5 separate regions of the Mus musculus genome follow, and regions 1, 2, 4 and 5 are each linked to region 3. A link is a loop called in an ENCODE intact Hi-C map of the cell type or tissue named here. Cell type or tissue: heart. All regions are shown on one strand.

Evidence for each region. Peaks named below come from ENCODE experiments on the same cell type or tissue, not always from the same donor. Only the 100,000 strongest peaks of a DNase experiment are listed, where the experiment ranks them.
Region 1: it touches region 3 in a loop (5-fold over the local background); 5 of 42 quality-filtered maps call a loop at or near these places.
Region 2: it touches region 3 in a loop (3-fold over the local background); 10 of 42 quality-filtered maps call a loop at or near these places.
Region 4: a loop joins it to region 3, with 4 times the contacts of the local background. A loop is called at or near these places in 2 of 42 quality-filtered maps.
Region 5: it touches region 3 in a loop (8-fold over the local background); 5 of 42 quality-filtered maps call a loop at or near these places.

Annotation. Positions count from the first base shown.
Region 1 is chr12:21,611,271-21,616,270 of GRCm38, reverse strand. The region is part of intron 1 of Gm31624 (a long non-coding RNA gene); the gene reads right to left. Among named protein-coding and RNA genes, the nearest start is that of Gm31624, 13 kb to the right of the region's middle. In heart, a CTCF peak has its summit at 2,302 (motif pointing right); no DNase peak of the experiment used is centred here.
Region 2 is chr12:21,371,600-21,376,599 of GRCm38, reverse strand. It overlaps Adam17 (a disintegrin and metallopeptidase domain 17), which reads left to right and starts at 2,968. Exons shown (of 19, transcript NM_009615.6): 1 at 2,968-3,264. The coding sequence starts at 3,168. In heart, a CTCF peak has its summit at 3,038; a DNase peak (open chromatin) is centred at 2,929; H3K4me3 peaks cover 2,247 bases; H3K27ac peaks cover 1,778 bases.
Region 3 is chr12:21,315,841-21,320,840 of GRCm38, reverse strand. It overlaps Iah1 (isoamyl acetate-hydrolyzing esterase 1 homolog), which reads right to left and starts at 4,449. Exons shown (of 6, transcript NM_026347.3): 1 at 4,329-4,449; 2 at 3,413-3,465; 3 at 2,795-2,943; 4 at 910-1,071. The coding sequence starts at 4,409. In heart, a CTCF peak has its summit at 2,472 (motif pointing right); DNase peaks (open chromatin) are centred at 3,820 and 4,470; H3K4me3 peaks cover 1,553 bases; H3K27ac peaks cover 839 bases.
Region 4 is chr12:21,073,281-21,078,280 of GRCm38, reverse strand. No RefSeq gene overlaps it. Among named protein-coding and RNA genes, the nearest start is that of Asap2, 36 kb to the left of the region's middle. In heart, a CTCF peak has its summit at 2,339 (motif pointing left); a DNase peak (open chromatin) is centred at 2,320.
Region 5 is chr12:20,926,707-20,931,706 of GRCm38, reverse strand. No RefSeq gene overlaps it. Among named protein-coding and RNA genes, the nearest start is that of 1700030C10Rik, 110 kb to the right of the region's middle. In heart, a CTCF peak has its summit at 2,529 (motif pointing left); no DNase peak of the experiment used is centred here.

The DNA of each region.
Region 1 (5,000 bases), 300 kb before region 3:
CTCTCTCTCTCTCTCTCTCTCTCTCTCTCTCTCTCTCTCTCTCTCTCCCTCTCTCTCTCTCTCTCTGCCACCATGTGGTTGCTAGGATTGGAACTCGGGACCTTTGGTAGAGCAGTCAGTGCTCTTAATAACTGAGCCATCTCTCCAGCCTTGGGAGTCTTCTCAAATGGAGAACCCAAAGACACACAAGATGTGAGAGTACAGTGAGGGGCAGAAGTAAGAGCACAGAAATGAGGTGGCTGAGGCAGGAAAGTCATGAGTTCTAGGACAACCTGGACTCCATAGTGAGACCTCAAATCAAAAATCGAAGAGCAGAAACCAAGTCTGATCTCCCAGACCCACAAGGTGAAAGGGAAGAACCGACTCCCATAAGTTGTCCTCTGGCCTCCATCTGTGTTTACAACCCCAGAAGTCTGGGGACCTGAAAATCGCATCAGGAGTCCAAGGCCATTCCTAGCTACATACTGAGTTTGTGGCCAGCCAGGTTTCCATAGTGAGACCCCGACACAAAAACAAAACGTGACAATTGTCATAGAAAGTACTAATTAAGACTTGGTGGTTAAGAGCCCTGGTGGCACTTACAGAACTTGAGTTCAATTCCCTAGCACCCACATATCAGCTCACAACTGTCTTTAACTCCTGTTCCAGGTGATCTGGCACCCTCACACAGACATACATACAAGCAAATCAACAATGCATGTGAAATAAATTTAGATAAACCTTTAAAAAGAAAAAGAAGAACGTATTCAAGGAAGAAGTTGTCTTGTGGCCAAACCCTAAGCTAGCCTTCTCCATGGGACCCCAAAACACCCACAGGATGTCTTGTTGGAAGTGAAGGTGCTAATCAGATTTCATAGCCTTAGGGACACTACCAACACACCCCTAAGATTACAATCCCACAGTCCATTTTCAAATCTAAAGATGAACTTCCTGTCAGGAAGCCAGGGCCATTTAAGCATGTGAAGGAAACACCACCCAAAAGGGACAAAGTCTTGGTGAGCCTTGCAGAATGTGGCTTTTGCATTTCTGTGGATGTGGGTGAAGCTAACTCCAATCCACACCTTGCTCTATACCAAACCTTGTAGCCAGACAGTGTTGGAGACAGTGGTAGCAGGAAGCCCAGAGAGGGAATGTCAAGGTGGGGAGGTGAGAGGTTGGAGGAAGGTTGGAAGCAAGATGGACTCCTGAGCCCTCCTGGAGGTTCTAGCCAAACTCACCTGTTCTATTTCACTCAGTGGATTTTTAAGATTTATTTTATTATTTCAATTGTGGGCCTGTGTGTGAGAGAGAAAGACTACATGCATTTGCATATATGCATGCAGGTGCCTGTGGAGGCCCAGAGCAAGATATTGGATCTCCTGAAGCTGGAGTTACTGGCAGTTGTAAGCCCTGGTACATGGATGCTGGGAACCAAATTCTGATCCCAGCAAAAGTGGTACGTGCTCTAACCATTGAGCTTCTCTCCAGCTACACCTCATCCACTTTAAGCTTAGACCATGCCAAACTCAATGAAATGCACTCAGCACAGTGGGACAATTCTTACTAAAATGCCTTTGTACACACGGTTCCCGCATCTGGACTGCCCTTCCCCCTTTGAATGGAAAACGCCTACTGACCCTGTGAAACCTTGTCTCTCTGTCTCATTTGTGTAGCCTTCCCTGTCCCCCATACCTCCTTCTTAGTCTTACTAGCTACTGGTCAGTAAGAACTATATATACCTTCCATTTGGTGGCTCTATTATGTTCCTCGTGGTTCACATAATTTTTAATGGCCATGCTGGCCTAATTAGGGTCAGATCATTAGTACTGTTTCCCACTATGTATTAAAAACACCAGTCTCCAAAAGTTTAAGTGGTCCAGTCATGATGGGTCACCCTTCCAATCCCAGTACTAGAGGAGCTAAGGCAGAAGAATCTCAAATTTGGGGCCACCTTTGGCTCCCCAGGAACGCCCTGTCTCATAGAATGAATGAAGAGGCCTAAGTAGCTTGTTCTAGCTCCAGTACCTGACAAGGGACAGACTCAGGACTCAAACCCTGTGCTGCCTGACCCAGAGCCCCTTGATACTGTCACCACTGCTTGGCTCTGTCCCCTTCCAAAGGGTGTGGGAAGTCTTGTCAGCTTCATCTCAGGGTCCCCTTGACTCCCAACTTCTCTACACTAGACCTCTTTTTTCTGGGAGCCATTGAAGTTGACTGAATTGTTCCTATTGAAAGGCCCAGGAACAGTCTAACAAACCCAGATTCCAAGATATTCAAGAGCCACCCCATGGTGCAACACTGAACGTGACCCCTAGATGGCAGTGGTGCACTACTCAATTGCTGCTTCTGCAGCCTGAAGGACTGACTATTTTTCCCCTGGGTGAGTCTGGGGCTTCTGTTTACAGACCTCCAACATTAGAGTTCCTGGATGGAAGAATTCATATTCTAGTGAGTGACTGAAAATATGTGGAGCAGAAAATTGATATCAAGAAGATACGGTGTTTCCCTCCCCCTTGCTTTTGTGGGAGTTTACTTGCTAGGTTTCTCAGAATCTGTCTCAGTAATGAAAGAACCCTCAAAGTGTAGAATTTAGCCAAAAAACAGAAGCACCCCCAATGGGGTCACTTGTGCACGGAGCTATGCTTTAAGCTCATGACACGAAATTCAGAGTCACTCCAGCTTCAGCTGCAGCTGTTAAATGTAATCAACAAGAAAATATTTTTGATTCTCTTAAAACTCCAAACATATACATTTGTATAATTCATTTGAGCATACAAATCCATGACAATTTTTTGCAGATTCAATAGTAATGCCCCTCTATCCCACTCCTCTCTTCAAATTCTCTTACTATTTTTGATTTGTATTTGTTATTATTATTAGTCACCTTCTATGCCAATTAATGTAGCCCACACATACATGGACTTGTGGCTTTAAAGTAAGGCATCATAAACTAAAATAAGCCTCATATGCAAGGGCCGGTGACCCTCCTTCTATCTTTAGACACCTAGTTCTCTGAGCCTTAGATGGTAGAAAGTTGATAACTGATGCATATCAGAACAGTAAGAATAAGTTTTACTTTGTACCTAATTGACTAATTATGCTTTTCTGTACGACTTCCTACTGCAGAAAGAGGACATGTAACTGAATTTTAGAGCAGCCTAAATCTTTGGGAATATGTATAAATATTTAGGATGAAGGCTGTTATTGTAATTAATGCATTTCTCTGAAATATCACTTGATATATTTCCTATGTTTCTGATGAGCAAATTAAATATCCGTTGCCTTGTTTAAAAAAAAAAAAAGAAAGTGTATTTTCTTTGATTTAAGCTAAAATTAGCACAAGGCCCTGCAAAGCCTTCTAGACATGTAGCCTTTTCTGGTAAATGCAGCCTAGAAACTAGTCCATTGTGATTTCTAAGCTGGTTATTTACCTCAGGATGGACCACAGGGGGAGGGTACTCAGAAGTGAGCCTGAGCAGAAAGCCACCTAGACAAAGGGTACAGAGAGGAGGATGGGGCAGGAAGGAAGGGTGCAGAGCCAAGTATGGGGCAGGAAGGAAGGGTGCAGAGCCGAGGATGGGGCAGGAAGGAATGATTCAGGGATGAGGATGGGCCAGGAAGGTTCATTATTAGGAGTCCCTACGGTCACCTCCCCACAGAATCTTCTCTGCAATTTTCTAACCATAGGAAGAGCCATCAGTGACAGTGACAACACAGATCTACACATGCCCTGAAACTGTATCAGATACCATGCCCACAGCATGCACATGTCTGCACGTGCACACAAACATGATATGACAAAGCTGTGTGGATGGTAGCAGTGTCCCTATCCCTGACTTCAATGTCACTGTAGCTGTGCAGGACAGGACAAGGGGCTGAACCTGAAGGACAGATGCATGGACCCAGCTGCAGCTTCCCTTGGGTCTGTCATTACTCAAACATCAAAACTTTTATTTAATTTTTTAAAACAAGGCTGTGGGGAGACAATGCCTTAGTGCATGAAACATGCGCTGTGTAGGCATGAAGACCGGAATGCAGATCACTAGAATCATGTAATAGCTGGGCAGGTATGGCAGTTACCTGTAATCCCAGCATCTGAGAGACAGACCTCAGGGTCAGCTGCCTGGCTAGCTTAGCTGGAATCAGCAAGCTACAGTTCAGGAGACCTGGCCTCAATAAATACAGTGGAGAGTGGGGTAGGGAGACACCCAATGTCTACCTTGAGCTGCCCACACATGCACATGTGCCCATACATATGGAAACACACATGCACAGTGCATATGCATACACATGCAAAAACATTAAAATCAGAAATGTAAAGAAATCTGTAGGCCCGGGTGTCTGTGACCAGTCCATTCTTCTGCGCTCAGCTGAGGTTTGTAAATCCAGCCCTTTCCTCTGGAAAAGGTTTCCCCCAGCTTTCTCAAACTAGCTTGGCCTGAAGGAAACCCATCACTGCCTTGGTCCTGAATTCCAGGCCCACTCCATGCTAGAAACTGGGTCCTCCTTAGCATCTCCTTCTATGTCCACTTAAAACAATGATTCTCAACCTTCCTAATGCTGTGACCCTTTAATACAGTTCCTCATGTTGTGGTGACCTCCAGCCAAAAAATTATTATTTAACTTGCTACTTCATAACTGTAATTTTGCTGCTATTGTGAATTCTAATATAAATATTTTTGGAGAGAGAGGGGTGCCAAAAAGGTCATAATCCTCAGGTTGAGAACTGATATATCTGCCTTGCTCCGGTTGGGGCTTGTTTCTCCATCTTTAGACCTGTCAAGAGTTCAGGCTCCTGACAATTGTCATCTTGAGCAATTGACACTGAGAATAGACCCAAAGTCCAGACCCATATCCTGGCCAGGAGCCTTTCCCAGCACCAAAATCACCTGGTGTTGCTCCCTGTGGGCCGGGCACCTGCCTTACAGGGTATCCCTATGGTGGACACAGGGTTTGTCTCCATAGGTAATGTCCTCCTTTTTTGTGGAAATTTTAGATAAACTCAGTGTCTGAAGACATGA
Region 2 (5,000 bases), 56 kb before region 3:
TCCTGGAACTCACTCTGTAGACCAGGCTGGCCTTGAACTCAGAAATCTGCCTGCCTCTGCCTCCCAAGTGCTGGGATTAAAGGTGAGTGCCACCACGCCCGGCTGTTTGTTTTTTAACTGTCTTATTGGGTTCTTATACCTCTACCTCCCTTCCAAGCCTCATTCTACCCTGATCCCTTCCAACCACCCCCTACCCTCACTAGGTAAGAGAGAGAAGGATAGAGGGCAAAGGGGGGGGTATAGACCTCTGTAGGCTACTTCCTGGGTAAGAGAGAGAAGGATAGAGGGCAAAGGGGGGGGGTGTAGACCTCTATAGGCTACTTCCTGCTCAGTAGGAACGTTGAGTTTCTTGGGGCTGTCCAATCTTGGTTGTCAGGATATCTCCAGTTTCCTCTTGTCTCTGATCGATCAGGGACAATTGACAATCGGTAACAAAGTCAATGGGAAGCAGAAGCCACCACAGGCCCTCTCGGGGACTTTCCCATTTATACCTCAGTCCCCAGAATTAAATTATCTGCAGGTGGCAAAGATCACACCCCTGCTAGTGCCTGAGGCAAATCCTAATCACCTGCTGTGAAGCAGCCTCTTATCTCACACCTGGGATTAAAACAAAACATTCTCCTAACTGGTTTTTTAAAGAAACTAAAATTCTCACCACAAAGCTGCATTTTTTTTTTTGAGACTTGAGAATTCATATTTCTTGAAGGGCTAGCTTTATCAACTTTATTCAGCAGCAGAAAAAAGCATCCAAATTAAGGTTTTATGACAGATAGGGTGAGACAGTTAGGGCTTCAAGGTGGCTCAGTGAGTGGGTAGATATTATGGGGGTGATTTTTTTCTCTTAAAAAAACAAAAACAAAAGACTAAGATAAAGGCTTGTAGCCAAGTGTGATGGCCCATGCCATCATCCTAGCGACAGGGAGGCTGAAGCTGGAAGGCCTGGGCAGGGTTACAAAATGAGCCTAGCTCATAAAGCCCATCACACTTTTCCCCCTGCTAGGACAAATCCCCCAAAAATAAACCCTTGAGGGTCAGGCTTCGACTGTCAGTTTTGGGACTCTTGATTTAACATAGCCCTGGCTGTTGTTCTGTGTCAGCCTCCTAGTGCTGGGATGGCAGGCATGGGTCACCACCAAGCTGTAGGTGCCAGTTCTGCCCTGCAGGCTTTTATCCAGCATGGCCCTCTGAGATGTTCCTCTGGCTCTTCATCTCCCCCAGGTGGAGTTATTTTATCCTAAAGATATGGACTATTGTCAAATCAAAGATGAATTTCAAATTGGAATCTTAATTTGAATACTGACTTGTGAATGTTGAAGACTACTTAAAATTGGGACTTATCCTGAAAACTTGTTATGATAAAGTGGATCAGGAGTTTTTTAAAAATTAGCACAGTGAAGCCAGCCTGGTCTACAGAGTGAGTTCCAGGACAGCCAGGACCACACACAGAAATCCTGTCTCGAAAAACAACAACAAAAAACCCAACAAAAACAGACACCCCTCCCCCCCCCAAAAAAAACCCAACAAACCAAAAACCTAGCACAGTGGTACTCAACCCCTTGGGTCAGTATCCCTTTGGGGGGTGCAGGGTCCCATTATCAGGTACCCTGCAGTTATTTACATTACCGTTTATAGCCGTAGCAAAATTATAGTCATGAAGCTGCAATTAAACAATTATGGTTCAGGGTCTCCACACATGAGGAACTGTAGTAGAGGGTCCAAAGCATTAGGAAGGCTGAGTGCCACTGAAATAGCATTTACTAAACATAGCTCAGCTGCACAAAAGCTAGGCGACACAAACAATATAATCTGCAGTCAACTAAAGTTACAAACCTGGGGACATGGAGCCTGGACACTCAAGAGAAATATCATAGCATTTCTATTATTAAAAAGCTGGCATCTACCGGGCGGTGGTGGCGCACGCCTTTAATCCCAGCACTCGGGAGGCAGAGGCAGGCGGATTTCTGAGTTCAAGGCCAGCCTGGCCTACAGAGTGAGTTCCAAGACAGCCAGGGTTATACAGAGAAACCCTGTCTCGAAAAAAACAAAACAAAACAAAACAAAACAAAACAAAACAAAAAAAAGCTGGCATCTAATTTGTGGGGGTGACTTTCTTTTTTGGTTAGGTATTCCTTGAATGTGTACCTAGTGAAAGTGTTTATACCTCGGTTGTACAGACTAGTTTAGCTAACATGCCCCCCAAAAAAATGTGCAAAGTCAGTAACTGTTGAAAATGTTGCAAGACATTCCACAACGAACAAATTTAAATCAGTTTATCTTTTTCTGGAAGACGACTTGAAATCTGACCAGGGCTATTAATGTTCAGTACCACAAACAATAACACAGGGAAAAAAAAAAAAAAAAAGACCGCAAAACCACAAGGGGTCGAGTAGGGAAACCAACTACAAGAGTTAGGGGGTAGATGGTCGCTCCTGTTCACTAGGAGACTGCCTAGAGTAAGGAACCAAGGAGCAAATAAATGTCTTTGCATAAGTCTATGTACAGTCCCCTGAGCATTTTCAGTGACAAGAGACCTAGTCTCCCGCAGCAAGTCGCCGAACAGCACACCCGATCCGCGTGGGGCGGATCTCCAGGGCACTGTGGCCGACTTCACGCCCCCATCCCATAGGCAGGTAGTTGACCCCACGCCAGACTTCACAGACCCTTCAATAAAGACGCTGAAGGGGACTTTAATCACGAAGAAGGTCGCACCTGTCTAAGGACCTGCCCATCCTCTCCCACCTTCGTTCCCCGCGGTCACCCGGGGACAGAGGCGAGAGAGAGAGGGTCGAGTCAGGACGCCGCCAGCTGAAGGCCAGGAAGGCGCCAAGCAGGCCCCAGAGGGACCAGGAAGGAACAGAGCCCAGAAGATGGCGTTCTGCCGGCGCCGCGCCGGGGCGGGGCGAGCCACGCCTCCCACAATGCTCTACGGCACCCTTCTTCCGGCTGTGGGCCGCGGGGTGGTCTCCGGCTGCGGCCGGAAACGAGTTAAGCCGCTCTCAGCGAGCGCCGCCTGCACTTCCGGGGACGTGAGCCTAGCTTCCCTGTAGGCGGCGCGGGAGGGAGAAGTTTGCAGGGCCGTGCTGGGAAGATCACCTCCGCTCCCAATGTGAGCAGTTTCCCGAACGCTCTTTCGGAGAAGGTTTCCCAGAGAGGTGGTGGACGGGAACATGAGGCGGCGTCTCCTCATCCTGACCACTTTGGTGCCTTTCGTCCTGGCACCCCGACCTCCGGAGGAAGCAGGCTCTGGCTCCCATCCGCGACTTGGTAAAGAGTTCGGGGAGCAAACTGACTTATCTGACCCCAGAGTGATTGGAGGGACGCGCCGGGGTGCTAGGGGCGGGATATTGGGCTCCCGTGGCGCGTCCCGAAGTTTTCAAGTGAAGGAAGGGGGGTGTGGCTCTCGGTGTTTAGAGAGAGAAAAAGAGATGGGCTTGTCTCTCAGTGAGGAGGGAAATCCTGGAGGGGTCTCCCATAGGGACCGAGGGCCTGGGACGGGCAAGTTCTCCCAGGTTTATTTCTGGAATATTTAGAAAAGAGGTGTTGGCACATGGATGGTTCGTTTGTGGAGTGTGAGATTTGGTCGAGGTCCTTTACTTGCTAACAAGTGAATCTAAGGTGTTAGGTGTTTCTGCTGAAAGCAAGACCCTGGGAAGAAAGGACAGTCCCAAAGCTCTCCACCACTTGTTGGCTCTCAGAGGCTAACTTGAAGTTATATGTAGGAGGTACTGAATGCAGTACCTGGTTGGAAGGTGGCGACTGATGTAGTTTCATTTGCATTTTTCGACTGTATTTGGAATCTTGCATTGGATTTCGAGATCATCCGTCTTGTTGGAGAGGTGCTTAGCTGAGAGAGCGAGGCTCAAACTTCCAAGCCAATTCTTGAATTGGCTTGTCAAGATGAATGTTTTCCTTGCAATTTTTAACAGATCACCAGGGATAACCCATTTAAATTGCCTAGAAACTTAGGGTTTCTACTTTAATTTTTTTAGAGATTGGATTTTAAGGAAAGGCATGCTTTAGAAGTTTTGAATTGAAATTGGCGATAGGCAATTTACTCGCTATCCTAGGATCCTTTAGCTTGCAAAAGTGGCTAAGACATTTCAGTTAATCAGTAACAAAGTGTCAAATAGTTTTGATGATAGGGAACTTAGCAAGTGTCTTAGAATCTTTTAGCTTGCAAATGTTGCCATCTAAGGCATTTCAGCTAATCAATAACAAAGTGTGAAACAGCGTGTTCCCAATTGTGTGAAGTTACGATCATGTCATTATAGTATTTTATTATTCAGATTGAAACCCTATGGGTTTTTTTTTCTAAGATGTATGTATGTATGTATGTATGTATGTATGTATGTATGTATGTGAGTACACTGTAGCTGTCAGACACACCAGAAGAGGGCATCAGATCGCATTACAAATGGTTGTGAGCCACCACCATGTGGTTGCTGGGAATTGAACTCAGGACCTTTGGAAGAGCAGTTGGTGCTCTTAACTGCTGAGCCATCTCTCCAGCCCCGCCTCCCCCCCCCCCCCTTTCTTTTAAATGTCTGTTTTGAGACAGGGTCTCACTATGTATCTCTAGTTGGCCTGGAACTCACAATGCAGACCAGGCTGGTTTTGAACTCATAGAGATCTATCTACCTCTGACCCAAGAGGTGGATTAAAGACCTTGCACCATCACTCCCAGTCTTGTGTTGGTTTTTTTACCTTGTGTTTTCGTCTTATTTACTAAACAGGGTTGTGGTTGACTGGAGTAGACACTGAATGTGTTTTATGTTTGTATCCAAATAACTTTCTTGTGTGTTTGCATTTTAAATGGTTATGTATGTGACAAATTTAGAGAACGGCAAAGGAGCTAGTTAGAAAGTGCTGAAATCTAAGTTGATAGAATCTGAAGGAAGAAATTTCAGGATGGATAGAGATAAGGACATACTTCATTTTAAGGATGCTATAAAGAATTTATTCTCTTGCATTTGAGACAGTAAAGTGATTTTTTTTTTTTT
Region 3 (5,000 bases):
TACCTCCCAGCAGAATATCCAGTTGGTGGGGGAAGCCCGGCTGGGGGAGAATCACACATCTTCCTGAGAGGCTAGGGAAGGGATCTGGGGTATGGCAGGAGCCAGGCTGACCAGCTGTGTGAGGAAAAGAAAACTCTTCCCCAGTTTTGACAGCGGACCTGTGCTGAAAAGCCATTAGTGTGTCCCAGTCAAGCCTGTCCTCCAGTTTCAAGCAGCTTGGACAAAGTCCACAGTACACCTTTCCAGTCAAGTGTGTAAGCATGAGAGCTGTCGTGCTGAAGGGACAAAGTGGAGGGATTTTACCATCACACTTTGCCAACTGCCAAAGGAGACAAGACAGGAGGGGCTCCTGGCAGCTGAAGGGGCGGCCATCTGCAGAGCTCTATGCTGCAGGTGCCTTCCCTGTGCCAGGGGAGAATGCTGCAGATGGGGACTTGGTGTGAGCACCTGTGTGGCTGCCGGTGGGCTGTGTGTATCTTGGCATCTGGCAACTACAGACAGTGGGTTCTGGGTCATCAATGCCCTCCTGACTTACATACAACCAGGACACCCCCCCCCCATTTATGCCAAAAATAGTCTAGCAGTTCTCAACCGGTGGGCAACCCCACTCAAACAGCCCCTTTGGCAAACTTCTTCTCCAAAAATGTTCACACTGCGATTCATAAGAGTAGCAAAATTGCAGCTCTGAAGTAGCAATGAAATACTTTTATGGTTGGAGGTCAGCACAACATTGTGTGAAAGCGTTGCAGCATTAGGAAGGTTGAGAAGCACTGCTCTAGAGAAAGACTCGATTCTCACTTGACTGAAAATGGGACAGGTCCCTCCATCGAGTGGAGGCCCTCAGCGCCCACACCTCAGCTGTGATCGATGCCCACCCTCAGCTCTGACAGGCTGAGGCCTGCTCCTCACCCTTCAGGACGCACTCCTTCTCCCAGGCGGCTTCGCAGAGCGGGGGTGGCGTGATAAGGATGACCCGCTCCCTGGGGACGTCCACAGACCTCAGGTACTGCACCATGTCCCTCAGGTTTGCGCTGTACTCATCCAAGGGGACGTGCTGCTTGGGGTTCTCATCTGTTCAAGACATGCAGCTCAGTCTCATGGTTTATAGAAACAATGGCAAACATGATGAGTATACTTTTGTTTATTTTTTTCCTTTTTGAGACAGTCGCTCATAGCCCAGGCAGGTTCTAAATTCACTATATAGCCAAGACAGGGTCTTACTATAGTCCAGAGAGCTTGGAACTTGCTATGTAGACCAGGCTGGCCTAGAACTCAGAGATCTTCTTGCCCTTGCCCTGGCCTCCCAAGTGCTGGGATTAAAAGCCTACACACCCACACTTAGCCTTAGTTTTATGTCAGACTGGGAAGGGAAGTGAACTGGACAGGCAAGCACTCGACCCACTGTGTGATAGCCCTATGATATTCCTAGGCCTCTGTGTTCTCTCTCTCTCTCTCTCTCTCTCTCTCTCCCTTCCTCTTCCCCTCCCTCTCACCCCTTCCCTGTTCTCTCTGCCCAAAGATTTCTTTATTTATTATACATAGTACATTGTAGCTGTCTTCAGACACACCAGAAGAGGGAGTCAGGTCTCATCACGGATGGTTGTGAGCCACCATGTGGTTGCTGAAATTTGAACTCAGGACCTTCAGAAGAGCGGTCTGTGCTCTTACCCTTTGGGCCATCTCTCCAGCCCGGCCTTTGTGTTTTGAAGACAGGCTGGCCCAGACCATGCAGTGATTCTTCTGTCTCAGCCTCCCCAGGCTAAGACCACAAGTATGTGCCACCACACCCAGGCAGGAATATATTTTTGCAAATTTTCAGTGTCACAGAGGAACTGTTGAGTTCCGAGACACAAAGAAAAGACTCCTTCCTCTTCAACCCATTTACTTGCATGGCTCACAGCTCAGGCCTCGGAGGCTGGCTAGGAGATTTTCAGTGTCCAGGTCTTTTCTCTAGGTTCCCCATCATCCGTAAGGCTGATGTGTAGGCTATGATGTAAGACTGCCCTACCTTCACTGACACTGGCTTTAACCCTCTGAAGCTCACAGTGTGCTCACTGGGAGCTGAGGTAATGGCAGGTCTGCCTCTTAAACTAGCCGTGAAAACCAGTCAAGTGTGTAAAGTCGCTCATCAGGCTTGCTGCCAGTCAGGCTGGCACACAAGCACTAGGCTCTCCGCAGACTCCGTGCGAAACACAGAGAGTAAAAAGCAAAGTTACCCATGAACCATCCTGGCCAGTCTTTCTCCATAATCACGTGATCTCCCATCACTTGAGAGGTAGAGGCAGAAAGATCAACTAGCCTTAGCTACTTAGTGAGTTTGAGGCCAGCCTGGGCTACAGGAGATCATGTCTCAAAAAATCAAACAAACAAAAAAACTAACAAAAAAGGACCCTTCTTTGTCACTAGAGGGTACATGAGCCTAGTCCTCCCCAAAAAACCAAAAACCTAACAAAGAGGACACTCCTCTGTCACCAGGGGGCGCATGCCCCAGAAGCAAGCCTTCTGCTGCCAACTGTATCAGCTGAGGACTTAGAGGGCAGGAACAGACAATGAAAAGTACTTTCAGGTGAGTTCAAGGAGGCGGTCATATGGGAAATGAGCCCTAGAGTACCTGAGCCAAATCTGACCACATCAAAGCCCAAAGAAACCCACACAGGCGAGCGAGCCCCAGGAACACTCAGTTCCCGGGAAAGCTTTCTACTGGGAGATACAGAAGCAGTCTGGTGGGAGAGTAATATAAACATGTATTTGTTTGAGTCCAGGCAAACCAAAGGTGATCTAGGGATGTCCTTACCTTTGAGTGAAGAGTCATTGGCACCAAAGAAGATTGTAACGGCCACTGGGTTTTCCATCCCAGGCCCTTTCCTGATAAGTCTTGGGAGGATAATCTTGGCCCATCTGGTGTTATAACCTGAAAATCCACGATTCAGAACATCACACTTTCTGAAAGAAATTGGTTAAAAAGATGGGTTATGAGCTAAGAGCATAACCTAGTCCTGGGAGCTGTCCATAATTAACCCGTGTTCTGTGAACCTTATGGGAACGCTCACCCTGCCCAGACTCCTCATGTCCCTCAATGAGATATGAATTCCATACAAGGGTCTAATTCTATACATTTTAGTGGTGACTCAAGGTACATCTAAAATGGACTTTCCGATAGACGTTAACCAAACGGGTACAGAACGTTAGGAACCCACTAACAGGCTGGTTTGAAAGGTTCCAGGAAGGCAGAGCAGCCAATACAAGTGCTGCTGGTTCCCATGTGGTAGAAACTCGATTTTGTTGAACCTGAATTCCTTTCCTTTAACATGTATCCAGGAGGGGAAAGCTAGCAGATAAAAGCCTCCACCATTCACTCTGACTATGCTTCCCACCAGAAAGTAGCCAAGTACAATCTAGGAACTGTTCTTACCTGACTAGTCTGTCAGCCAGCAACGAGCCCCATCCACCCTGCTGGAAAGAAAACTGAAGAAAGAAGTCTGTTACTACCCACACAGCTATACACTATGGCATGGTGGTGGGCCAGGCCTGTTAGATGCAGACTCCGTTTAGACACTCCCAGGCTTCTTTCTTGCCTTCCTTGCTTGGGAAGGTATTTTGAGAATTACTGTGGCTTCACTTGGAAACTCTCTGGACATGAGAGGGTTTTACTGTGACCTAACATTAGAGACATTCGTTATCTGAACAGCAGAAAGCTCAACTATGTTGAGTCAGCTGACATAATGTTATCCCATTTCTCCACAGCTGAAAACTAAGGAAGCCTATGCTCTATTGATTTCCCTGACAGTCATGGCAATCCTCCAGCAGTATTGCGCCATCTCGCCCACTCACAAAAACTTAATGCCCAATATCTAAAAACAATGTTGCCAATTACTAGGGAAAGCCAAGCCCGCGTACGAGTAAATTGTGGAGAAGCGTCTTTTTTTGTTTTGTTTTGTTTTTTAATCTCCCTGAAGGAAGGCATCTTGAAGAATTTCCTCAATCGGGAACTATATGTTTTCAGATAGGGTTACTTTTTCATGCTGTTGAAAGCATTGTTTTCAAAAACCACTTGGTACTGGACCTAAGCCGCTTGAGGAAGAGAGGAGTGAACTAGTCGGTTCAAAGTTCAAAGTAGCTTCGGTGAAGAACCCGCAGGAGGTTGCAACCAAGCGAAGGCGGACCCTTTAAGCTCCCGTGCACCCCGACGCGCACCGGGCCATCCAGAGTCCGGGGGAGTCGGGCAGCTCGGGATCCGTACCGGCTCGCGGAGCACGGTGGGGTGGGGGAGAACCGCGCCTGGACTGCTCCGACACGCACGCGGATGCAGCCGAGGGTGCGGCGGGTACCTGCGTGATGGAGTCCCCGAAGAGCAACACGCGAGGCCAGAGCAGAGCGCTCCCGCTAGCAGCTCGCTCGCACAGCGACATGGTAGAAAGCCCAAAACCCCGCAGGGCTGCGCCGGATGTGGAGGAGCCTCGCGCCGTGGGCGGAGCTAGCTGCGGGCGGGGCTAGCCGTGGGCGGGGTGAGCCCCAGATCAAACCTCTTTGCACTCAGGTCTCCTGAAGCGAGTGTCCCCGGCCGGGTGAGTCCTGCCACCGGTTCACCCCAACCCCGCCTCTCCGAGACTGGGGATAGCTGTGGTGCTTGGAAATCTCGTTTTTAGCAGGAGCACTCGTCCATTTTTGGCCATGCCCAAGTGGAGGATTTCCTCTTCCAGTACTGGACTTGATGGGCACAGTAAAAGATAGAGGTGTCTAGGGACCCTCACTGTAGACCGCCTGACTTCACGGTATCACATGCCCCAGCTATTAAAAGGAAATTTCTAGTTTTATGTAATAAATTTTTGTATGTTATGGGGGCCCTAGGCTTTTGGTATAGGCCAAAAACATGGGAATTTGGCTGTTTTATAGAAATTTCATTTTAAGGAAGTCAGATTTACACTGTTAGCAAAGCACCGGAGCGTTTACACACCCAAGAGGGTAGGTAGACAAGACAGGCTACATGGGCGAAGTTCTTT
Region 4 (5,000 bases), 240 kb after region 3:
TGTTTTGGGAAGGATTGTGGAAGGAGTTTGAAACACTGGGATAGAAAAGCTACTGGGGCCCGGCGTGGTGGCGCACACCTTTAATCCCAGCACCCGGGAGGCAGAGGCAGCAGATTTCTGAGTTCGAGGCCAGGCTGGTCTACAAAGTGAGTTCCAGGACAGCCAGGGCTATACAGAGAAACCCTGTCTCTAAACAAACAAACAAACAAACAAACACCAAAAAAAAAAAAAAAGAAAAAGAAAAGAAAAGCTACTGGGTACATAATGGGGCTTACTGCGCTGTTATGTGGGACCTGTTATGTGAGGTGGAGAATGGTCCTGGGCTGGGACCATTCACTGATTGAGCTGGATAACATGTACTGCTGCTTCGCATGGCTGTCACACCAGAACTCTGAGGCTGGGTCTCCTCTCCCTGTTTAATGTTTCTATGTTTTGCCTTAGGAAATAAATGGCTGCTCCAGGCTTGCACTGAAGGGTAAGACCAGGGCTCTCAAGCTTCAACTCCCAAACCACATTTGTCCACAGGTTCAATTAAGCTTGGTAATAAGCCTTTTTATCCACTAAAGACATCCTGCCAGGCCTCATGAATATTCTTCAGCATTCTACTCAACTGATCTTAGCTCACATCAGGGCTGGGAGTCATGTGTCTTAGTGTGAAAATCTGTGTTGACTGTGTTCACTCCGGAAGGAAGATTAGAGAAGTAAGGGACTGGGGAGCAGTGCTCCTGAGTTAGAAGGAAGGAAACAGCCAGGTAGGGCACCTGAGGAGGGACATGGGGGTGGGCCTCTCTTTGCATTCCTGTGCCTGAGCCCCAGGTTCAAACAGGAGCCAGGGAGAGCTATTTAGTTTCCCACTAGGTGGATCTGACTCGGCTTACAGAGTTTATTACATCCTCAGGCACAGGGAACTGTCAACAGTTTTTCCTTGTTTGACAGAGACAGATTCAGTCTGGATACTCAAATCAGTGATCAGAGAGAGTCCTTGTAGCCTGGAAGAAACTTGTGATTTGGACCTTAGAAAAGGTGGCTAGATAGACCGGACAGACAACTGGACAGATAGAAGATGTCAGCCGTACCACAGACACACATTCTGGCATTCTGACATGCTACATCCACTCCAGTAGTGACCAGCCCAATAGGTCCTGAAAACCTGGGCGCTATCCTGAGGCGAAAAGTTCACGGAAACTAGGTCTCCTTGAACTGTAGTTTCCTGTATAAAGAATGCTCCAATGCCCTTGCTTTAGTTGATAAACGGATCTGTGTGCTTTCCCTTAATATTGCTTTATTACAAGTGCTCCTAAGGATTGATATTTTGACATATAACTAAGTTAGATTCTAGGCAGTCCTTGATCAGACCTTGCTAAGTCACTGCCCTTCTCAGAAATTTACCATTATCTGGGAAGAAGGAAATTTGTGACCTAAAGAGGAACCAGAGTAGATACTTAGAACTATAGGTAGCTGAGTTACACCCATACACAAACAAGTATTTACAATGGCCTAGGGGAAGGTGGACTACACAGTAGACTAGAGTAGGATCTATGGCAAGGGCATGAAGCCCTTGCCCCTGGCTTCTAAGATTAAGTGGACCTTAGTGGGAGCTGTCTTTGATCCCAGTTGTTAACAATGAGTTTTACCCCAGTTGGTTCCTGCCAGTTCTTCCGTGTTTGTATTCCTCTGTTTTGCGTAAGAATCCAGTAACCTCTTTGTACCTTGCTTTGTGTGTCACCCAACTCCCCTATTTTCTTCTGTATAAAACGTTTGATGCTCGATTTGACAAATTACATTCAGATCCACACTCCCTTGTGTTGAGTCTGTCTGTCAATTCCTGTCAACTCATTGCCCACCTGTATCAGAGACTCATTCTACGCAGATAAGGGACCAAGAGGGTCTGCGGTACTGACATCCATCGATATTTAGTCTGTGGTGAGTTGCTGGGTGAGTTGCAACACCCTGTAGGGGTTCCAGCTTGCTTACCTGTAAAACAAAATGGATTCTCTTAGGTGTTTGATAGGGGGTGTGCTGGTTAGTGGTTTTGTCAGCTTAACATTAGAGTCATCTAAGAAGCGAGAACTTGAATTGAGAAAATGCCTCTATCAGATGGCCTGTAGGCAAGTCTATGAGACATTCTATTGATTAATGATTGATGTGTGGGAACGCCCAGTCACTGTGATTAGTGGGACTGGTGTGTATAAAAAATACTATCTGAGGAGATGGAGAGATGGCTCAGTGGTTAACACTGGCTGCTCTTCTAGAGGACCTGGTTTCAACTTCCAGAATCCCCATGGTGGCTCACGACCATTTGTTGACCCAGTTTCAGGGAATCTGGAGCCCTCTCGTGGCTGCTTTGAACATAGCATGTACATCTTATGCAGACAAGCAATAAGTAAATACATACATACATACGCTAAAAATAAATAGTCTCTAAAAAAAGCAAGCTGAGCACATTGTGAGGAGCAAGACCATAAGCAGCCCTCCTCCATGGTCTCTGCTTCAATTCCTGCCTCTTGGTCCCTGGCCTGCTTGAGTTTCTGCCTTCTTTTCATTCATAATGGACTGTGAGCTGCCAAATGAAATGAAATCATTCCTCCCCAAGTTGCTTCTGATCATAGCGTTTAACACAGCAATAGGAAGCAAAGTAGTTCAGTGAGTTAGATGTTGCTTTTATTGGCATTTGGGGACCATGAAGAGCTGTGTTCAGCTAATACTGGAGGGAGGTTATCCTCCGTGGATCCACACATGACTGTATGGGTGTCAGGGAGATCAGCAATAACTCGAGGAGGTGGGGAGCAGATGAACAGAGATGGTTTAGTTTTATCGTGAATCAACTGAAAAATGTCTTGCATTGGCAGGGCTTTACTCCCGGCACCTCAGGGGACTGGGCCCTAAAGACAGAAAGTTAAGTCTAACCTGAAAATGAAAGAACCTAAAGAAAACTAAATAAACTAAGAAAACTAAAGAATGCACCTGAGCATGCAGATAAAAGACAAGCTTTTTCAGCCAGGCTGTGGTGATGGTTGTGGCTGCCCTCTCACCTTTATTCCCAGTACTTGGAGTGTGGGGAAGAGGCAGACATATCTCTGAGTTCAAGTCCAGTCTGGTCTACAGAGCAAGTTTCAAGACAGCCAGGGCTACACAGAAAAACCCTGTCTTGAAAAACCAAAATCCAACTAACTAACCAAACACACAACCAAAAAAACAAACACAAAGACTACAACAAGAAATCCAGACAAACATACAAAAACCAACAAGCTCTCCAGGACAAGAGAGATGGATCAATGAAAGTCCTTGTTTTTCTTACAGAGGACCCAGGTTTGATTCCCAGCACCTGCTCACAACCATGGTAACTCCAGTTCCAGATGAGCCGGGTGGGTGTGTGTATACACATGAATTCAATTGAGTGCAGTGCCCATGGTAGGTAAAGAGTTGGTTGGTTTCCTGGAGCTGGGCTTACACTTGGTTGGGAGCTACCTGATGGGGGTGTTGGGAACTGAACTCCCGTCCTCTGGAAGAGCATCAAATGCTGTTAACCACTGAGCCATCTCTCTAGCCCCTTCTCTTTGTTTTTAATCAAATAAACTCCATAGTGAACTATCATTGCTTATCTGTCAAAATGGTTAAAATAAAAACAGTGACACACTAAACACTGGCAAAGGTTCACAGTGACTGAATTTCTCATAAATTGTGGGTGTGGATATACAATGTCCCAGCCACCTGTAATGGCAACTTTTGGTTGTCAACTTGACTTCATCTGGAATGAAGTAAAACCCAAGCTGCTGGGAACACCTATGAGAACTCTTTTTCTTTTGAAGTGGGAAGTCCCACTTTTAATCCAGGTTTTCCAAGGTGGGAAGACTAACCTGTAATCTAGATTCTTTGAGGTGGGAAGGTCCACCTTTAATCTGGCTGTGCCTTCCCGTGACAGCCTATAGAAAGAACATGGAAAAGGGAAGCTCTTTTGCTCTTTGCCTGCTTGCCCTTGCTCTCACTGGCAAGCTCATTCATTCACTGGCATTGGAGTCTATGTCCTCAGGATTCCAGTGTCTACTGAAGACCAGCCGAGAGGCCCATCGTCATGAACTGAAAAACTACTAGATTCCTGGACCAGTAGACAGCCATTGTTGGACTAACTAGACCACAGCCTGGAAGACACTCTAATAAATCCCCCTTTTATGTCTCTGTATAGGTTCGCTATCTGTTCAGTTCTCCTAATTCACCTTCCTAGAAAACAGTTCAGCTGTTTTGTAAGAAACAAAACATAGCACACTGTGGGCACTGAAAGAACCTAGTGGGGAAACCCCCCTCAATTCCTGATTCAGCATGCACCCAAGAATCACGAACAGAACAGAATGCCTTGATGTAAAAACACGAGGTAGTTTAATGGCGGAGCTCCATGTCAAAACATATCTCACGCAGGAGACAGTGGGCTGGGGCTGGGGGAGGAATTGGCATGGTTTCACATGATTGGTTCATTTAAATATGAGCAGGGAGGAATTGGTGCAGTTTAACATGATTGGTCCATTTAAACATCAGCAGACTGTACATGTAGATAACATTTAACTTAGGTCAGAAGGGCGGGAGATAGGGAGGTTCCTGGCCAGTCCAGCATGTCATTCTCTTTGTCTTTATGGCTAAGCAGCCTCAGGAATGTCTTAACGATGGGCCTGCCCGGGCATGTCCTGGCCTGTTCTGCTATGTTCTCTGCCCCAGGTTTCAAAGCTCACAAACAACTCTTTGGCTATTTGACATAAATTACATGAATCACAGGTCTCAAGTTTTATTTTCTTTCAGGTACTAAAGAGGGGCAAGAGCAGGAGGGGGAAGGGAGGATAGCCCACGTCTGGCCAGAGTTCCTCCTATGCTCTGGGCAGGCAGACCTAGGAGGGCTGCCAGACGCTTTCCACTCGGACCCGGGTGGGAATCATGTCCAGGAGACATGAGAGAACTTCTGTCTCATGTAGGTGAATTATCACCACTGGGTCCCAGGGTTACACCTCAGCTTG
Region 5 (5,000 bases), 390 kb after region 3:
TTTGACATGGAGACCTTAGGGGGAACTGTACCATTTTGTCTCCCCAGAGGAGGCATTTTAGTACTGCATGTGTTTAGTTAGTCTCACTTCACAAAGGAAGGAGCAGAGGTTTGGGAAGTTGTGTGACTTGTGGGCTCACACATATGTCACATGGGACCTACTTGTGGGTGGGGAGAGCAGCTGAGGTACAAAATGTCCTTAAACTCCAAACTCCCCTATCACATGGTCACCTGCTCCCTTGGAAGTTGCTCCAGGCCTCTTATCTGATGCCTAAAGCCTGAGAGGTGCTGAGTGGACTTTTGGAGCCAGCCCTGGCTCTGGAACCAGAGGATTGGGTTTGGCTAGTTGGTTCTGACCAGATAGAACCTGGTCTCTCTAGAGACTGCTTGTCTTTCAGCCTGAAACTCTCCTTAAATTTTCATGTCTTTTGCTTCAGACACTGAGTTTATCTAAAATTTCCACAAAAGAGGAGGACATTACCTACGAAGACAAACCCTGTGTCCACCATAGGGCTACCCTGTAAGGCAGGTGCCCAGCCCACAGGGGGCAATGCCAGGTGATTTTTCTGCCGGGAAAGGCTCCTGGCCAGGATATGGGTCTGGACTTTGGGTCTATTCTCAGTGTCAATTGCTCAAGATGACAATTGTCAAGAGCCTGAACACTTGACAGGTCTAAAGATGGAGAAACAAGCCCCAACCGCAGCAAGGCAGATTTATCAGTTCTCATCCTGAGGATTATGACCTTTTTGGCACCCCTCTCTCTCAAAAATATTTATATTAGAATTCACAATAGCAGCAAAGTTACAGTTATGAAATAGCAAGTTAAATAATTTTTTTGGCTGGAGGTCACCACAACATGAGGAACTGTATTAAAGGGTCACAGCATTAGGAAGGTTGAGAATTATTGTTTTAAATGGACATAGAAGGAGATGCTAAGGAGGACCCCAGTTTCTAGCATGGAGTGGGCCCTGGAATTCAGGACCAAGGCAGTGATGGGTTTCCTTCAGGCCAAGCTAGTTTGAGAAAGCTGAGGGATATGTAGAGAGGAAAGGGACGGATTTACAAACCTCAGCTTGAGGTTAGAAGAATGGACTGGTCACAGACACACGGGCCTACAGATTTCTTTACATTTCTGATTTTAATGTTTTTGCATGTGTATGCATATGCACTGTGCATGTGTGTTTCCATATTGTGGGCACATGTGCATGTGTGGGCAGCTCAAGGTAGACATTGGGCGTCTCCCTACTCCACTTTCCACTGTATTTTTTGAGGCCAGGTCTCCTGAACTGTAGCTTGCTGATTCCAGCTAAGCTAGCCAGGCAGCTGGCCCTGAGGATGTCCCGTCTGTCTCTCAGATGCTGGGATTACAGGTAACTGCCATACCTGCCCAGCTATTACATGGTTCTACAGATCTGCATTCTGGTCTTCATGCCTACACCGTGCATGTTTTATGCACTAAGCCATTGTCTCCCCACAGCCCTGTTTAAAAAATAAAATAAAAGTTTTGATGTTTGAGTAATGACAGACCCAAGGGAAGCTGCAGCTGGGTCCATGCATCTGTCCTTCAGGTTCAGCCCCTGGTCCTGTCCTGCACAGCTACAGTGACATTGAAGTCAGGGATAGGGACACTGCTACCATCCACACAGCTTTGTCATATCGTGTGTGTGTGTGTGTGTGCGCGTGCAGGCACGTACATGCTGTGTGCATGGTATCTGATGCAGTTCCAGGGCATGTGTAGATCTGCATTGTCACTGTCACTGATGGCTCTTCATATGGTTAGAAAATTGCAGAGAAGATTCTGTGGGTTGGCGACCCTAGGGTCTCCTAATAATGAACCTTCCTGCCCCATCCTGTTCTCTGTACCCTTACTTCCTGCCCCATCCTCCTCTCTGTACCCTTTCTTCCTGCCCCTTCCTCCTCTCTGTACCCTTTGTCCAGGAGGCTTTCTGTTCAGGGTCACTTCTGAGTACCCTCCCGCTGACGTCCATCCTGTGGTAAATAACCAGCTTAGAAAGGACAATGGACTAGTTTCTAGGCTGCATTTACCAAAAAAGGCTACATGTCTCGAAGGCTTTGTAGGGCCTTGTGTTAATTTTAGATCGAATCAAAGAAAATACACTTTTATGATTTGTCGATTACATTTAACAGCTGCAGGTGACACTGGAGTGACCCTGAGGTCCGTGTCATGAGTTTAAAGCATAGCTCCGTGCACAAGTGACACCATTGGGGGTGCTTCTGTTTTTTTGGCTAAATTCTACACTTTGAGGGGTCTTTCCTTACTGAGACAGTCTCTGGGAAACCTAGCAAGTGAACTCCCATGGAAACAAGGGGGAGGGAAACACCCTATCTTCTTGATATCAATTTTCTGCTCCACATATTTTCGGTCACTCACTAGCATATGAATCCTTCCATCCATGAACTCTGATGTTGGACATCTGTAAACAAAAGCCCCAGACTCACCCAGTGGAAAAACAGTTCTGCAAACTGCAGAAACAGCAATTGAGTAGCGCACCACTGCCATCTAGGGGTCATGTTTAGTGTTGCACCATAGGGTGGCTCTTGAATATCTTGGAATCCAGCCTTGTTAGTCTGTTACTGGGCCTTCCAATGGGAACAATTCAGTCAACTTCAATGGCTCCCAGAAAAAGGAAGTGTAGTGTAGAAAAACTGGGGGTCAAGGGGACCGTGAGATGAAGCTGACAAGGCTTCCCACACCCTTTGGAAGTGGACAGAGCCAAGCAGTGGTGACAGTATCAAGGGGCTTTGGGTCAAGCAGCACAGGGTTTGAGTCCTGAGTTTGTCCCTTGTCAGGTACTGGACCTAGAACAACCTACTTAGGCCTCGTCACTCATTCTATGAGACAGGGCGTTCCTGGGGAGGCAAACATGGACTCAATTTTGAGATTCTTCAGCCTTAGCTCCTCTAGTGCTGGGATTGGAAGGGTGAACCATCATGACTGGACCACTTAAACTTTTGGAGACTCGTGTTTTTAATACCTAGTGGGAAGCAGGACTAGTGATCTTGAAAGACCCCCGAAGGGAGACCCTCACTCAAGCCTCGGGACAGCCGCGGACCCAAGAAGACACTGAGACCGAACTCAAAATATTGAAGGCAAGATTTAATAAAGCAACAGCAAGAAAGCACATAGACCAGAGCTCTGGGGTCGAAACTCATGCACCTAGTATGGTGTAGAGGAGAATCGACGACGAGCCAAATTTTTCACAGGCTTATATAGGAAAAACTCAAGGGGGGAGAGCTGGGCAGGGAAAGTACAAGTTTACATAACTAAGGGGTTCTGCCAAGGGACAAGGGGTTCTGCCAAGGGAATCTACGTAACTAAGGGGTCATGTCCTATTATTTGGCAATGTACCCGGTTCATTTTGAGGTTGTTCCAGGAGGCCCTTATCTCAAAAATGTTCTTGGAACAGTCTTTAGTTGGGAGGGTTCAAACTCTAGGGTGAGGAGTTCAGGAATGTATTCTGGGGTGAAGAGTTCAGGGAGTTCAGGAGTGTTCTGGGAACAATCTCTGGATGGGAGGGGTCGGGCTCTGAGGTGAGGAAGAGTTCAGTAACTTTATTCTTCAATCTGACCCTAATTAGGCCAGCATGGCCTTTAAAAATATGTGAACCACGAGGAACATAATAGAGCCTCCAAATGGAAGGCATATATAGTTCTTACTGACTGGTCGCTAGTAAGACTAAGAAGGAGTTATGGGGGACAGGGAAGGCTACACAAATGAGACAGAGAGACAAGGTTTCACAGGGTCAGTAGGATTTTTCCATTCAAACGGGGAAGGGCAGTCCAGATGCAGGAACCATGTGTACAAAGGCATTTTAGTAAGAATTGTCCCACGTGCTGAGTGCATTTCATTGAGTTTGGCCTGGTCTAAGCTCAAAGTGGATGAGGTATGGCTGCAGAGAAGCTCAATGGTTAGAGCACTTACCGCTTCTGCTAGGATCAGAGTTTGGTTCCCAGCATCCATGTACCAGGGCTTACAACTGCCAGTAACTCCAGCTTCAGGACATCCAATATCTTGCTCTGGGCCTCCACAGGCACCTGCATGCATATATGCAAATGCATGTAGTCTTTCTCTCTCACACACATGCCCACAATTGAAATAATAAAATAAATCTTAAAAATCCACTGAGTGAAATAGAACAGGTGAGTTTGGCTAGAACCTCCAGGAGGGCTCAGCAGTCCATCTTGCTTCCAAACTTCCTCCAACCTATCACCTCCCCACCTTGACATTTCCTCTCTGGGCTTCCTGCTACCACTGTCTCCAACACTGTCTAGCTACAAGGTTTGGTATAGAGCAAGGTGTGGATTGGGGTTAGCTTCACCCACAGCCACAGAAGTGCAAAAGCCACATTCTGCAAGGCTCACCAAGACTTTGTCCCTTTTGGGTGGTGCTTCCTTCACGTGCTTGAATGGCTCTGGCTTCCTGAAAGGAAGTTCATCTTTAGATTTGAAAATGGACTGTGGGACTGTAATCTTAGGGGTGTGTTGGTAGTGTCCCTAAGGCTATGAGAGCTGATTAGCACCTTCACTTCCAACAAGACATCTTGTGGGTGTTCTGGGATCCCATGTAGAAGGCTAGCTCAGGGTTTGGCCACAAGACAGCTTCTTCCTTGAATAAGTTCTTCCTTTTCTTTTAAAAGGTGTATGTAAATTTATTTCGCAGGCATTGGTGTTTTGCTTGTATGTATGTCTGTGTGAGGGTGCCAGATCACCTGGAACAGGAGTTACAGACAGTCATGAGCTGATATGTGGGTGCTAGGGAATTGAACTCAGGGCCTCTGGAAGTGCCACCAGTGCTCTTAACCACCAAGTCCTAATAAGTACTTACTATGACAATTGTCACATTTTGTTTTTGAGACGGGGTCTCACTAAGGAACCCTGGCTGGCCTCAAACTCAGTATGTAGCTAGGAATGGCCTTGGACTCCTGATGCGATTGTCAGGTCCCCAGAGTGCTGGGGTTGTAAACACAGGTGGAGGCCAGA